2 separate regions of the Homo sapiens genome follow, and region 1 is linked to region 2. Evidence: chromatin contacts called from ENCODE Hi-C data. All regions are on one chromosome and are shown on one strand. Each heading gives the region's core, a stretch centred on a gene start or an enhancer-like site at or near the end of the contact. The rest is flanking DNA. Distances are from core to core; before and after follow the strand shown.

What was found. A loop is a pair of places that touch in the nucleus more often than their neighbours do.
Region 1: a map of vagina shows a loop between it and region 2 (29-fold over the local background). The contact joins the promoter of LINC02709 here to the promoter of STIM1-AS1 in region 2. A Hi-C loop is called at or near these places in 1 of 168 maps with a recorded cell type or tissue (vagina).

The regions. Positions count from the first base shown.
Region 1 is chr11:9,758,189-9,761,001 of GRCh38, forward strand. It overlaps LINC02709 (long intergenic non-protein coding RNA 2709), which reads right to left and starts at 1,345. Exons shown (of 3, transcript NR_033972.1): 1 at 1,241-1,345. SBF2-AS1 (SBF2 antisense RNA 1) reads left to right here and starts at 105. Exons shown (of 3, transcript NR_036485.1): 1 at 105-315. RefSeq lists silencers at 1-314, 435-554.
Region 2 is chr11:3,853,936-3,856,832 of GRCh38, forward strand. STIM1-AS1 (STIM1 antisense RNA 1) reads right to left here and starts at 1,643. Exons shown (of 2, transcript NR_183662.1): 1 at 1,422-1,643; 2 at 388-723. STIM1 (stromal interaction molecule 1) reads left to right here and starts at 1,729. Exons shown (of 13, transcript NM_001382567.1): 1 at 1,729-2,474. The coding sequence starts at 2,336. MIR4687 (microRNA 4687) reads left to right here and starts at 2,127; the gene lies at 2,127-2,206. RefSeq lists enhancers at 705-774, 984-1,929, 2,145-2,354, 2,505-2,584, 2,595-2,644 and silencers at 1,115-1,164, 1,645-1,704, 1,765-1,924.

The sequences.
Region 1 (2,813 bases), core at 95-2,594, 5.9 Mb after region 2:
GGTGGGGGCGACTGGGTGGTGCAGGCCTGCGCACGCGCGCAGCCGTGGGCGGGACGGGCGGCCTGGGGGCTTCGCCGCCAGGTGGCAGGCGTGCGCCACGCCCGCAGGTTCCAGCCCCGACCCGGGCGCGCGGGGCCGACTAGGGTCGGGTCCAGTGTGCGGTGGTCGCTCCGCTCCGGGCCGCTCCGCTCTGGGCGTCAGGGCGCGGGGAGCTGCCCCGGGGTTCTGTCCACCGGGGAGGAAAGCCACGAGCACTGAGCGCCTCCTGAGAGCCAGCCCTGACGTGAACTCATTTTATCTGCCACGACCCAGAAGGTGGGCGCAATTTTCCTATGTTCCAGGTGTGAAAAGTGAGGCTCAGGGAGCTAGGCAGTTGCCCAAGGGGACACAGCAGTGACGGCTCTGGGACGAAGCCCAGGTGTCCAGACGCGATGGCCTCTTCCCGCGTTCTCGGCGGGTACGGCGCGCCGCCTGCCTGCGGCCCGCGGGGAGGTGGTCGGGTGGCCGCCCCGGCTCCTCCTCGGGCCCCTGAGGATTTCCGGCCGGGACCCCGAGGAGGGCCCTGTGGCCTTGCGGCATCCGTGGTCACGATTCCAGCCCCACACGGCCTCCCGCCAGTCCCTGCGAGTGCCCAAGACGGGGCCGCCCCTCCCGTCTCCTCCCTTCTCTCCCCTCCCCGGCGTCTCCCGCCGAGGGCGCTGCAGGCGGCCTGGTTGGGATGAGGGCGGGCAGGCGGCCCACAAGCAGGGGCCTGTTTCCTGACTCGTTTGACCCTGGCTGTCCCTGCGGAGGCCCCAGCAGACCCAGCAAGGTCATCTAGGGCGAAATTCCAGTCTGAGCCCTGAGCAGTGACTTAAGTTTTCCCGATAAGGCTCAAGAAGGGACACAGATTGTCCTCCCCACACCCCGCACTCTGTCAGCACCTCCACTCTGGTGAAGCCTCTGCTGCAGACAGCCCGGCTCGAGAAGAGACAAAGATAGACTTGGGACAGATAAGGACAGAGACAGCCAGGGAGAGAGGGGCAAGGAGCTCAGAGGTGAAGATGGGGCCGCGCCGATGGGGAGGCAGCGGGTCTGCGGCCGCCGAGATGGGAAGTGGGCCCTGGAGCGGGCTTGCCGAGCCTACGACCGGGGCTGGGATGTTGGAGGAAGACGCGGTCATGAGGGCTGAAAAAGAAGGGGTTTTTGGTATGGTAGAAAAATGGATTGGGCTGGCAGCTCGAAGGCCACAGCCCTGTACCTCTGGGCCTGGTCTCGTGTGTGCACCTGGGACCGGTGGGTGAGGGGTGATGTAGAGTCAATGAGGGACGAGCTCGCTGAGTCTCCAGGAGGCAGGAGTGGAGAGGGCGAGGGAGGGAGGGTAGGACCTGTATACCTACGGTGGAGGGGGCAGGCGGGGGACAGATGCTGCTGGGCCAAGACTACTGAGTCTCTCCTGCCTGCTGGAGGTCCCTAGCTCAGGACTTATTCCATGCACACTCTGATAGAATATTTACGCCCAACACTAACTGTTTGGCTTGGCAAATAAGCAAAGCCATAAAGTCACAGCTGGCCTGTAGGCTCCCAGTCACCATGTGCAGCTGAGTCACAACCACTTCCCCCACCCCCTGGGGAGCAAGCGCCTATGCTCATGCCTGCACTCAGACACATATCCACACAGATACCCACAGATGCCGCGTGCCACTGAGTCATAGCTACCTCCTCAGAGAGCACGTGCCTGCATGTACTTGCACACAGGTCCCCACAGATGCCATATACACCTGAGTGTGAGTCATCATCACCACTGAACCCTGAGGGAGGGCACCCAGAGTGTGTTCTGCCATCCTTGCTTAGAGATACCCATATACACACATATACAGATATGTGCCCACCACACATCCTGTTGTACCTGCTGCATCATACCAGCAGATCAATAAATGTTTGTGGAATGAATGAATGAGTAAACAAATGAATGAACTAACAAGTGAAAACGTGAGTGACAACCACACTGCGTGGATACTCAGTAAAATTGGTTGGGGCAGCCCTGCGGGGTGGGTCCCAAGCTCTGTGTCCAGAAGGAGTTGTCTTGCTCCAAATATATCCTCTGTGGGCGGGCAGGGAGCCAGGGCTGCCTCCCAGACCCTGACTTCACTGGGCCGGAGGCCCAACCTCTGAGGAGTTGAAGAAAATTAACAAAGAAGAGGCCCTGGCTTTCTGTAGCCAAGGCTGAGCTGTGAGATGAGTTGGTGGGGGCATGTGTACTCTGGAAATACCACTTACTCAGAGACCTGAGATGCAGGACAGAGTGCTCTGCTGAAGGGCCCAGAGAGGACTGGTTCTGGATTGGGCTTCTTGGGAACTCTGCCCCAAATGTGCAGAATGTGCAGGAGGCCTGGTTCCACTTGAGATCTGGGGCAAATACAGTGCTTGGGCTGAGCTGGTGATTGCAAAACTGAGGCCCCCTATTAGACAGTTTTCCATCTAGGCCTGCCCTTCTGGCTTGGGCTTGTTCCCAGAGCTGCTTTCCTGTCTCTCCCTTGAATCTTCTTTTCTGAAGCCCCTGTGTCTCTGCCCTAATTCATCATCTGGAATATTTTAATATTACCCCAACTGGTCTTCCCGCCTTTAGACAGTAAGACCTATCTATCTTGCTTATAGCTGTCAGAGTTATTTTTCTAAAATACAGGTCCAACTATATAACTTTCCTGTTCAAAATCCTTCCATAGCTTCCCACTTTTCAGCATTAAAGTTGGATGGCCTCAGCCCTGTGATGAGATCCTTCATGACCTTACTCCCCTCTACCTGGAGGTTATGAAAGGGTAACATGTGGATGG
Region 2 (2,897 bases), core at 393-2,892:
CTCATGTAATCCAGCTTTTACAGAGAACTTACTATGTGCAGGGTCTATGGCTGGGTCCTAGTGTCACAGAGATGAATAAGGCACAGTCTCTGACCTGAAAAGTGGCAATCACTATCTGTTGGGGGAGGGGCAGACAGATGTAATGGTCCAATTTTGGCCACAGACTGATTTTGAAGGGGTGGGCAGAGTAAAAGTTTCTAAGGAGACACATTGAGCTGTATCTGGAAGAGTAAGAGACCAGCTACATGAGGAACTGGGAGCAGGCGAGAGTGTTTCATGCAGAAGCAACAGCAGATACAAAGGCTGTGAGGTGGCTGAGTTTGACGTGGTTAGGAACTTAACGAAGGCTAGTGTGACAGGAGCTTAACAGAGCCGGGAGAGTGGTAGTAGGTTACATTAGCCATGTATTTTTATATCAACGGCCTAACCCTTAAGCCAGGCAGCTGTTGGGCAAATTCGTGTTCCCAGTCTTCAGGGGCCTTGCTCAGAACAGGTAGCTGGTTTAGCACTGTCAGTCAGAGGAGGGACTGGGCCTGATCCTTTCCCCTGCGTCTGGTGCCAAGGACAGGGTAGGGCACAGAGGTTTCAGTCAAGATCTGCTGACAGCACGCTTGAGAAGAGAACAGGAAGTGCAGGCTTTGTTGAAGGAGGCTCAGGCGTGGCTCTGTCTTCTTTGGCGCACTCATTCTCAAGTCGCTGACACCTCCTCCACCAGAGAGGTAGCTGGGAGAATGAGATGCAGGGAGGAAGCATTTACAGGCCCCACCGAAAAACCTTAAAGGGCTGAGAGCTTGAGGGCAGGTAGGAAAAAGGGCTGTGAGAGCTAAGGGAGGGCATCCCACTTAGCTTGGAGGGGAAGGGAGGCGGGGTCGGGAAAGCAGATGGCACCCTTTAGCCCAGACTCAAGGAATGTGTAGGGGAATTTTAGCTAGAGTGGTTTGGACATTTCATTTTGCTTTCTGGCATCATCATTTCCTCAGAAAACACTCGCAGGCCCCAGTGGCCCTCGTGGGCCTCCCCCGGGGCGGGTCTTAGCTTCACTCGGCAACCCTCTGCAAAAGAGCAGGCCCTCCCAGGAGCGCCGAGTCCTGTCTGCAGTTTGCTGATTTTCCCACCAGGGGCCGCTGCGCATGGGCGACGAAGCGCGCGGGTTCCCAAGCCGCAGAGAGGCGGAAGCCGATTGGTTGTCAGGCGAGGCGCGAGGGCGGAGCCTGGGAACTGGCCGGGAGTTGGGGGCTGGGAGCTCGCCCCCGGGCCGAGCCGGGTCAGGCTGTTGTCGCCTCAGGCAGCTCCTGGGAGGCTAACGTCGTGTCCTGGGCCTCTGTTTAGACAGCTCTAGAACTGAGGCGAGTGGAGCAGCACCAAGGCCCGGAGATCGGGGCAGGGCAGCTGCTGTCGCCGCCGCCGCAGGCCTGAGTTACCTGAGTAACTGCGGGTCAGGGACCCGCCCGACGGCCCGCGGTTGGCGCTGGAGACTCTCGGTGGGGAAAGGGAAGCTGGGACTTGATCCTTTGCGCGGGATCCTGGCAAAGACTAGCGCGGGCCGGGGGTCCGGGAGAGCCCGCTAGGGGCGGGGATTCCGGGGAGCCGTCTTCACCGGTTATTCCGGGATCCAGCTGGGCGCTGGGGCTGGCCCGGGCTTCGCTGGGGACCGGGCGGCGCGGGGCGGGCGCGGAGACGCACGCCCCCGCCCGCCCCGGGCCCGCCCCGCGCCGCCCGCCCGCCTGGAAGCCGCTGTCCTGGGCCTGGCCGGTGTGCGTCCGCCTGCTGGACCTGGGCACCGCCAGCCGCCTGGGCACGGGACTGGGCGGGGGCGCTGACCTCGGCCTAGGAGGCCCAGGATCCCGGAGACGCCCGCGCCCTCAGGACCCTGCGGGTCGCACGCCCTCCCCAGCTTCTGCTGCTCGCCGCTCTTCGGCAGGGCGAGGTCAGGTGCCCCCTTCTCGCCTCTCTTCTCTTCTCTTCTCTTCCTCCTCCACTTCTGTGCCCGCGGAGACTCCGGCCGCCCCCTTCCGCAGGGGTGTAGTAATCTGCGGAGCTGACAGCAGCCCCGCAGCCACCCTGCCCGAAGTCTCCGGAAGCGGCACGAGCTCAGGCCGCCGCAGCCCCGGCGGACCCACTGTTGGACCTGAGGAGCCAGCCCTCCTCCCGCACCCAAACTTGGAGCACTTGACCTTTGGCTGTTGGAGGGGGCAGGCTCGCGGGTGGCTGGACAGCTGCGGAGCCGCGAGGGCATCTTGCCTGGAGACCGTCGGCTGCACTCCCGGGCTCCTGGCTTTGCCTCTGGGATCCCGAGGTGTCCACATCAGACGCATGTTGACTGAGACCTAGAGTCATGGATGTATGCGTCCGTCTTGCCCTGTGGCTCCTCTGGGGACTCCTCCTGCACCAGGGCCAGAGCCTCAGCCATAGTCACAGTGAGAAGGCGACAGGAACCAGCTCGGGGGCCAACTCTGAGGAGTCCACTGCAGCAGGTAAGGCCTTGCTGCGGGCTGGACTGGGCTGGAGGCTTTGGCTCAGGACTGAGTGGCCCGAAGTGGGCAAGTTGAAATCTAGGTTTGTACATGTGAGGTTCATGGAGGATTCACACATGGCACTGCCTGTTCCAAGTAGTTCAAGAAGTTCTTTCTGGTCAGTAGTCATGGCAAATGCCTGTATCTTTCCTGAACAACTTTCCTCATCCCCCGCACTCAGGATTTTTTTTGTTGGCAGTAAGAAGAAGCCTTTGGGGCAACTTGACCTTTTAGATCAGCAAGGAAAGACCCCATCTTAGGCCTACTTGTCTGGAAGAATGGCCTGGTGAGATGATAAGTTCATTGCTCCTATTCGGTTTTAGTACTGAGCAGCATGGGGGAGGTTGGGGCCACTTATGTTGGAAAGGGAAAGTTAAGGCTGGG